Regions from separate parts of the Homo sapiens genome. Here regions 1 and 2 are each linked to region 3. A link is a contact called in ENCODE Hi-C or POLR2A ChIA-PET data. All regions are on one chromosome and are shown on one strand. The core of a region is the stretch at or near the end of the contact, and the rest is flanking DNA. Distances in the headings are between cores, read along the strand shown. Region 1 overlaps HABP2 (hyaluronan binding protein 2). Region 2 has its middle 170 kb from the start of HABP2. Region 3 overlaps VTI1A (vesicle transport through interaction with t-SNAREs 1A).

Evidence for each region. A loop is a pair of places that touch in the nucleus more often than their neighbours do. ChIA-PET counts read pairs that join two places held with the same protein, here RNA polymerase II (POLR2A).
Region 1: POLR2A ChIA-PET joins it to region 3 with 10 read pairs in activated T-cell. The contact joins two enhancer-like sites. POLR2A ChIA-PET finds 5 or more read pairs at or near these places in 2 of 52 experiments (MCF 10A and activated T-cell).
Region 2: a map of chondrocyte shows a loop between it and region 3 (3-fold over the local background). The contact joins two enhancer-like sites. A Hi-C loop is called at or near these places in 6 of 168 maps with a recorded cell type or tissue (OCI-LY7, PC-9, aorta and 3 more) and 1 of 37 single-sample maps with no recorded cell type.

What each region holds. Positions count from the first base shown.
Region 1 is chr10:113,562,269-113,565,215 of GRCh38, forward strand. The region is part of intron 1 of HABP2 (hyaluronan binding protein 2); the gene reads left to right. Among named protein-coding and RNA genes, the nearest start is that of HABP2, 11 kb to the left of the region's middle. Within about 2 kb of position 1,348, at least 4 of the 41 ENCODE cell types and tissues checked have a DNase peak (open chromatin) inside an H3K27ac peak, as active enhancers do.
Region 2 is chr10:113,380,695-113,383,394 of GRCh38, forward strand. No RefSeq gene overlaps it. Among named protein-coding and RNA genes, the nearest start is that of HABP2, 170 kb to the right of the region's middle. RefSeq lists an enhancer at 759-1,958. Within about 2 kb of position 1,362, at least 9 of the 41 ENCODE cell types and tissues checked have a DNase peak (open chromatin) inside an H3K27ac peak, as active enhancers do.
Region 3 is chr10:112,583,802-112,586,530 of GRCh38, forward strand. All of the region lies in intron 5 of VTI1A (vesicle transport through interaction with t-SNAREs 1A), which reads left to right. Among named protein-coding and RNA genes, the nearest start is that of MIR4295, 49 kb to the right of the region's middle. Within about 2 kb of position 1,415, at least 2 of the 41 ENCODE cell types and tissues checked have a DNase peak (open chromatin) inside an H3K27ac peak, as active enhancers do.

The sequences.
Region 1 (2,947 bases), core at 98-2,597, 980 kb after region 3:
GAAGTGGGCAGTGGCTTACGTGCCTTTTGATCTGAGTGAAGATGTTTGTTAAGATGTGTTTACCGCAGTAGGCTGGCCAAGGCTCAATCTGACTTTTGTACTTTCTCCAGCTGTCACTGGGGCCAAGTAGGCCCTCTCTGTGGCCTGCCAGGCCTAGGCCAGATTGGATAAGCTTTTTTTTTTTTTTTTTTTTTAAGACAGAGTCTCATTCTTTCACCCAAGCTGGAGTGCAGTGGCACGATCTCTGCTCACTGCAGCCTCCACTTCTCAGGTTCAAGCGATTCTTGTGCCTCAGCCACCCGAGTAGCTGGGACTACAGGCTCCTGCCCTCACGCCTGGCTAATTTTTGTATTTTTAGTAGAGATGGGGTTTTGCCATGTTGGCCAAGCTGGTCTCCAACTCCTGGCCTCAAGTGATCTGCCCACCTCGGCCTCCCAAAGTGTTGGGATTACAGGCGTAAGCCACTGCGCCCGGCCCACAGATAAGCCTTTTTATAAAGCATTCCAAGAACAGTGCCCCTGATTTTGAACCTAGCTCAACACCTGCCTCTCAAGGTTAATGAGCTTTTCTGTTTCTTTCTCCTCCATCCTTGCTTTATTACTGTGTACACGTGGCAGCTTCCTGGTCCCTCACAATGGTGACTAAGAGCAAGGACTCTGATGTGAGACTGACAGTCTCCTGTTCTGGCTCCAGCATTTCCTAGTTAAGTTATTTTAGACAACTTAATATCTGAAAACCTCAGTTTTGTCACCTCTAAATTGGATATAATCATAATACCTAAATTATGAAGTATTGTGTGCAACAAACAAGACAAAATGTCCGTAAAATATTTAACACAGTTGATGGCACATTGTCAGCTCTAAAGGAATGTGAACTGAGATAACAGTTTTCTCCCTAGTTATCTCTTCCTCCTACTCTTCCATCGATCTTTCTCTTTGAATGTGCAAGTCTCAGGAGTAAGGGTTCTTCTATCATTTTCTTGTCTCTGGGAGAAGAGATAATGGAATGATGGAATGAAAGGAGGCAAATACTGTGTCCACCCTTCCCACCTACCATCATCCAGGTTAGTTTCAGGGATCCGGATATAGGCATAAGTAATTGACTATCAGCCTGGACTTTCCCATACGGTCCCTAAATATCCAGCCAGGTGTTCGGACTACCAGTTTCCACATTGCACCACGGCCCCTCTCTGTGGGTGGACACTGTGAGTCACAAAATGAGTGACTTGCTTCAGATTCCGGCGACCCCCTGACAGGCAGCCCAAGCTGCACATCGGCTTCAGGCTCCCCGAGAGCCCAGCCCAGGAAGTCTCGGCTTTCTTTTTGTTTGGTTTCCCTCCGAGCGCCAGCTCCTAGGAAGGGCACGTCTGCCACCTGCTGGCTGTAGGCAGCATGGCACCCGGCTGTCCCTCAGGCTCCAGCTGGAGCCAGGATGCGCAATGCTGGCCCAGGTGCAGGTCCTGGAGGGCCCTTCCTTGCTGGACCCCGAGGAAGGATGTCCCTCAAAGTCTTCTGCCCACTTCTTAGGACATGGCCCACCCTGTTCGGCTCAAAGAGAAGAATTCGTAGGGAATCTCCAAAGGACTGGGTGGAGACAGGTCTAGACAGACAGGCCCTGCCCTGAGAAAGGCAAGGCAGGGAGCAAAGACCAGGACCAAGGCCCAGATGACTGGGGGTGATGAGGGCGAGATTGAAGAAGGGGTAACCTTTGTCCTTGAAGTCTTAGTGTATTAGTCCATTCTCATGCTGCTAATAAAGACATACCCAAGACTGGGTAATTTATAAAGAAAAAGAGGTTTAATAGACTCACAGTTCCACATGGCTGGGGAGGCCTCACAATCATGGCAGAAGGTGAAAGACACGTCTTACATGGTGGCAGGCAAAACAGTGTATGCAGGGGAACTGCGCATTATAAAACCATCAGATCTCCTGAGACTTAATCACTATCATGAGAACAGCACAGGAAAAACACACCCCCATGATTCAATTACCTCCCACATGGTCCCTCCTATGACACATGGGAATTATGGGAGCTACAATTCAAGATGAGATTTGGGTAGGGACACAGCCAAACCATATTAGGGTCCCCTCATGGCACCTCTCTGGCACTCAACCCCAGAGGTACCCATTTCTGGCAATCCTTCACCCTAAGCCCAGGAGCACCCCTAAGGCCTAAGCTGCCCTTCCTCTGCCAGGCCTCCCCACTGCCAACCCCCACCCTCAGCCCCAAACAGAACACCTGTCCCATCTCACTGCCTGCAGAAACAGGGTGTGGGGGAGGTGGTTAGCCAGGAAGTCATTAGACAGAGGCACAGTCCCCGATAACAAATGACCTCTCTTCCTTTTTTTGCATTCCTTTCCCCTCACCAACATGTTATTTTGTAATTTTTTAAACCTACAGAAAAGTGGGAAGAATAATGCAATGAATATTCTTCATCCAGATAGATGCCACAATTGTTAACATGTCGTTATGGTTGCTGTGTCTCTCATTCTCCTGTGTGTATAGTTGTTTTGTTTGTTTGTTTGCTGAATCATTTGCAAGTAAATTGTAGACATCACTCTACCTCACCACGCATCTCTCTCTTTTGTTTTTTTCTTAGATGGAGTCTCGCTCTGTAGCCCAGGCTGGAGTGCAGTGGCACAATCTTGGCTCGCTGCAAGCTCTGCCTCCTGGGCTCACCCCATTCTCCTGCCTCAGCCTCCCGAGTAGCTAGGACTACAGGCCCCCGCTGCCACATCCAGCTAATTTTTTGTACTTTTAGTGGAGACGGGGTTTCACTGTTAGCCAGGATGGTCTTGATCTCCTGACCTTGTGATCCACCCACCTCGGCCTCCCAAAGTGCTGGGATTACAGGCGTGAGCCACCACGCCCAGCCAGCGTCTCTTAAGAATAAGTACATTTTCCTACAGAACTACAATACCATTGTTTACTCTCAAGAAAGTCAACA
Region 2 (2,700 bases), core at 112-2,611, 800 kb after region 3:
CTGGAAGTACCTGGGAATGTATTTCTTAAAGTTCCCTAGTTTGTGGTGTTCTCAGCCAGTTTGGAGAACCCTTTTTGTTGCAGCGAGTAATCACAAGGAAATTTCTAGTTGATTATGGAGACAATAGCATATCCCACTAGATACCAGGTGCTGTGTCTGGTGCTTTCCAAGTATAGATTCCTGAAAGCTTAACAGCCCATTGAAGTATGTAGACAGTATCATCCTAGTTTTAGCATATGAAGAAACTGAGGCACAGAGAGGTTGAGTAACTGGAAGTAACAGAGCTGATGGAGTTCAACTTCTCTGACTCCAGTGCTCATGCCCTGAAGCCACCCACGCTGCCTCCATACTGGCGGATTATGAGATAATGCATTGCCTGGTCAATAACTCTCCTATTCACTGGGGTGGTTGCATTGTGAAATACACCCCATGTCTTGGGATCCCTCGAAATCTTTGGTCATTAAGGGGTTTGAATTTCTCTGTTCAAAGATTTGCCTGACTGCAGGCCTTAAGGTACAATGTGAACAGAAAAGGTGAGAGCACTTGGGGGAAGGATCATGATCACAGAGTCAACCTCCTCTGACAGGTGAGCCAAGGAGACCACCCACAAATCCCTTTGCAGGGATCACTTTACTATTTTGCTATTTCGGTTGCTGTTAACTGACAATCAAGCAAAGGCTGCTCAGCCAATGCTTCGAACTGGCTGGGAGATAGTCAAATAGTCATTTTAAGCACGTTATTCTAGACCTCTCAGAGTCCCAAGAAACCTATCCTGATGCCATAAGAAAATATGTAGTCCTGTATACTTTGTCCCTCCCCTCCTCGTAGTGATAAATACACAACCTGCAGCAGTGAAAGTTGGAATGCTTCCCTCCACGTGGAGCTGCATCAGCTGCAGGTGGGGCTGGTGCCTGATCCCAAGCTGGCTTGTGTTAGCCTGTGGCCATGTCCTCGCCCATGACTATGAACCGTAGGGGAGTGGGGGGCTGGATCAGTCATTGGTCTTCAGTTCACCCCCTTTTCATTTTAACGTCTGTCTCAGACCATTTGAACACATGTTTAGGAAAAATTGCCTCTCCCTTTCCAAACTGATCCTGATGGATACTGATGTTTTTATGATTATTAATAAAATCTTCAAGACAGAATTTTATGGGCACACAGAGACTCTAAAAAGTCATTCTTTGACTTGAAAAATTGTATATGGTAAGGATGCTGGAGGAAATTTTTAATAAGAATGTTCAAGTGGAAAGTCAGGGTGCAAAAGACAGAATTGTAAGAATCTGCTGCGGTTCCTTTCACCATTGAATTTGCTTCCTGCAAAGGCCTTCACGGTATGTGTTTCCTCAAGATAGCACACCCCCAGGAAGTGTCTTCGATGTGAGTAATGGTTTCAGTTTCGGTGGGCAGCCAGAAGTCTCTTTGGGAAAATATGTCGTTAAATATTCTTTGGTTTGTTTTTTATGATCGGCTTTGCTTTCTGCCCCCTTCCTCTGTCCTTCCCTCCCTTACTTCAATTCTGTCAACATCCTCTTTGAAGTTTCATGGATCTGTTCACCGAAATTGGGTAAAATCAAAGAGACTTAAAAAGAAACCCCAATTCCTTTTTAACCTCCAAGTGAGAATGGGTTGAAAAATGAGACACACTCGAGGGGCATGATGAGTTAAACACTGATGTGTCTCATCCTCAGAGAACAGGAAGGGCAGATCACCCGACATCTGGTTAGAAGTCAGCTTCATAATTCATGCAGATATTGTGAAGAAAATTCCTCAGTGAAGCCTGGAAAAATTTAGCTTTGCTCAATGCAAGGGAATAAATCAGCATTGTTTCCGCGTGCAGCCCTTGTTTTAGAAAGCAAGGGTAGCTGTAAGCAATACTGAGTCCCACCTGTGAATGTCCTCTTTCTCTGCCACCCCTACCTCCTCCACCTTCTCCTTTCCTCCTAGTTTTGGGAGTCCTGTAAAATCCTGTATTTACACTGGGATACTGGAAAACTTGGTCATTACCAGCACATAATGACAGGTTGGTTAATTAATGGTGTGCATTCAAAAATGGGAGTAGGACAAACAAGACAGCTAATTTTGATAATGAACAGATTCGAAGCAACCAGATGACAGTGTTCTCTGTATATAGTTCCACACCAGCCATGTTTTTGTTTGGATTCTGTGTTAATTTTAGAAACTGTAAAACACAACATGCCAAATTGGTTGATTGAAATAGTGCTACTTCCCAGAGGCTAACAATCTGTTGTCTCTTGCAAGAGGCAAGAGGTTGCAGCATAAGTGCTTACTTGGTTATAGGCAAGAGCCTCCACGCAAACCGGGGAATTGAGACAGTTGTCCAGGAAATTCAGTGCCTCAGTTAACTGGCTGCTTTGAGTATTTTGATTCTGCTTGATGCCTGTCTGCGTATTCCTTCATTCATTTGTTTATGCTGCCATTCATTACATATTGGTTCAACTCTCTTTGCCAGTATAGACCCAGATTATATTTTGATCGGGAACATTGTCTTTTTAGTCAAAGTTACAAAGAGTATTTTCCCTAAAGACCAGTCAAGGAAGCTGGCCATTTCAAGTAATCTACAAATATTTATTCCTGAAGGAATACTAACTTTTTAGGGACCTTTTAAACCCAACAAAATCTAGTTGCTGGGTTTAAAATGAATAGAAGGAAGGACGGAAGGAAAGAGAGAAGGAAGGAAAG
Region 3 (2,729 bases), core at 165-2,664:
GGGCAACTTAGAATGAGTTGAAAAGAATGAACAAAAGTACAAAAATGGTACAGGTTTTCCTATTTCAGCTCTTAAAGTGACAGACGAGTTACGTTGGTGCACATTGCCAGCACTTTCTCTTACTGCCAAAACAGCTTTTTTCTCCCAGAATACCCAAAGTTGCCTTGTCATATGGCAGTCACATATAATGTTCTCTTTTCTTCTCCTGTATGTAAAACACATTGTGTCAAAGTTCAGATCTAATTGGCATAGGGGCAAATGCACTGTATTCAAGAAAACCATTTGTTTAGCATCTACAATAGTATTTAAAGAGCACATAAGTAAACAGATTCAGAAGGGATATAGATTTATGTATCCTTTTTCATTAATTCCCCTCCTCTCCGTAGTATTATTATGGTAGTATTTTGGGTGGTTTTGCTACTAGTCTGGACATTCTAGCATCCTGCAAGTCATTGTAATTAAGGCAGAACTTTGACATCAGAATAGATAACAGAAATTAACAGTCAGAATTTATGGTACATATTTTCTCCTTGCCTTCTTGTGAACTCTGGAAGTCAAGCCATTTTTCAGGGCACTACTGAGAAATACTTCAGAGGAGGAATGAGTAAGAGCACAACGAAAAGGATCAAGCATGCCAAGATGACTTTTGTATCACAAAGTAATATATTGTGGGTTCACTTCTGGAGAGAAGATGAGCTGACTACTGGGCATCGCTCGCCTGTCAGGTATGCTTCCAACATACAGGCATGCGCCATTGGAAGCAGCAGCTTCCTCCACAGCTGACTTGCTTGCCTTAGTTTTCTGACCCAATTCAAATTGTGACCGACAACAAACTAAGCTTCTCAGATCAGACATTGACTGCGTCTTATGGACCAGCTACTGTACTAGACTCTTGATAAGCATTTCCTCCTTTAATCTTTGCACCAACCCGTGGAGTATAGATAGAATTATTGTCCCCATTCAACAGAGAAGGAAATGTAGGCGCAGGAGGTTCCATAGCCTCCTTACATGCAGTGAGTTGGGATAGCATATTCACATTCTCTCTATGGAGAGAGATAGTGAGGGGCAGGTACCAAAATAGTACATTTAAATCTGTAGTCTTTTGAAGTAAAATAACCATGATGTATTTAGAATGTTATTTGACAGGCTTTTGAAAACAGAATTGTGAAAATTAGTCAGAAGACTCTGGAATCTTAACATGGAGTAGTATCTGCATTTTGTTGCAGAAGTCATTTTAATAACAAGGATTACACAAACTAGCTTCTTTAATTGAGGGTGGATCAACTTATGTAGAATATATAATGCTACTGGGAACCATCCCAGTTTTAATAAAGGGCCACACAGAAGAAAATGTATGCTACAAAATGTCGATTCACATCTCCTAACTTGTGTAAACAGTGTCGCAGACAGTACGAGACATGAATGGGCGAGGTGCACCACTGTTATGAATCACTCCAGCAGGGCTTTGGCCATCAGCCTGATGAAACAGGCATGCCACTTAGGATGCCAACTGAATAGATTCAGTTGTGTGATATTTAAAACATGATTTTGTACTTTTTGCTGCTCAGAACAGCTATTACAGCTTGTTACTTTTTTTTTGCACCAGTTTTGACATCTGAACATTCTTAACTGAAAAAGAATGTCATTTTCATGAAAGAACTTTCTGTACAATAAAGTTAGCATTTAGAGTCATCCTAACATATGCAATGATTTGCCAAGCTTGAATATTCTTATAGGCATAAGTTTCCTTTTCTACTTCCCAGAAATCATTCCAAAGTTTGCAGAGAAGGCACAGGGAAAGATATGGGAGTTTATTTCTGGCATCAAGTGGTACAGAGAAACAACAAAAGATTGTGGATTTCTTTTTTTTTTTTTTTTTTTTGGTTGTGTCACATACACCCTCGCCGCCTCTTTGCACCATGTCGGTAACTTTGGAAAGAATTAGCATATTGACATAGAGTACATAAACAGTATTCCAAAACTGTAATATAGCATTCTAGCATAAAAAGTGTTGGGTGTTTCGGACAGACAGAAGCTGAATCAGAAATCAACATTATCTAGCCTTAAAGATTGCAGTTACTTCTGATAAAACCACTTGGGCTTCCTCAGAGGTCAAGGATGTGCCTGCAAACCCATGTGCTCATCAGACTGTTGGAGTCAAGTCCTCTGTTTGTATACAGTGTATAAATGGTAATATGGGTAAACACTGCCCTCTCAAACCACATAATTACGTCGATTGCTGAAAAAACCCAGAAATGTACCAAAATATCACAGGGAAGCTATTTCTAACACGACTTTGCTCTTTATGGCTAAGTGGCATAAAGAGTGGCTTTTTTTTTTTCCTTCTAAATTATGTGTTCTTGTTTCAAGCATTGAGATGATGCAAAACAGATTTTTGTGGCAACATTCTTTTTCGCAGCCAAAAAAGCATTCAAGGAAGCTCTGTACTCCTCCTTGGTTGCTATTTATTCTGGACCTTTTGTATTATCCGTGTAAACTCATTTCATTTTAAAATAAGAACTAACCTTCTTTGGGTTGTTTTTCAGCACTGCTAATAGTGCCAATAAAATAGCTAATTATGGTGCGAAGTGGGCGTTTTTAAATGATTCGTTAAAACTGAGAAGGAATAAGTGAACATTACAGGTGCAAAAGAGAACCTTTTTCCTTAGTTTTCCTGCAATCCTCTGTATAAAGCCTATTTTCAACAGAGACCCACTAGTTTTTCAACT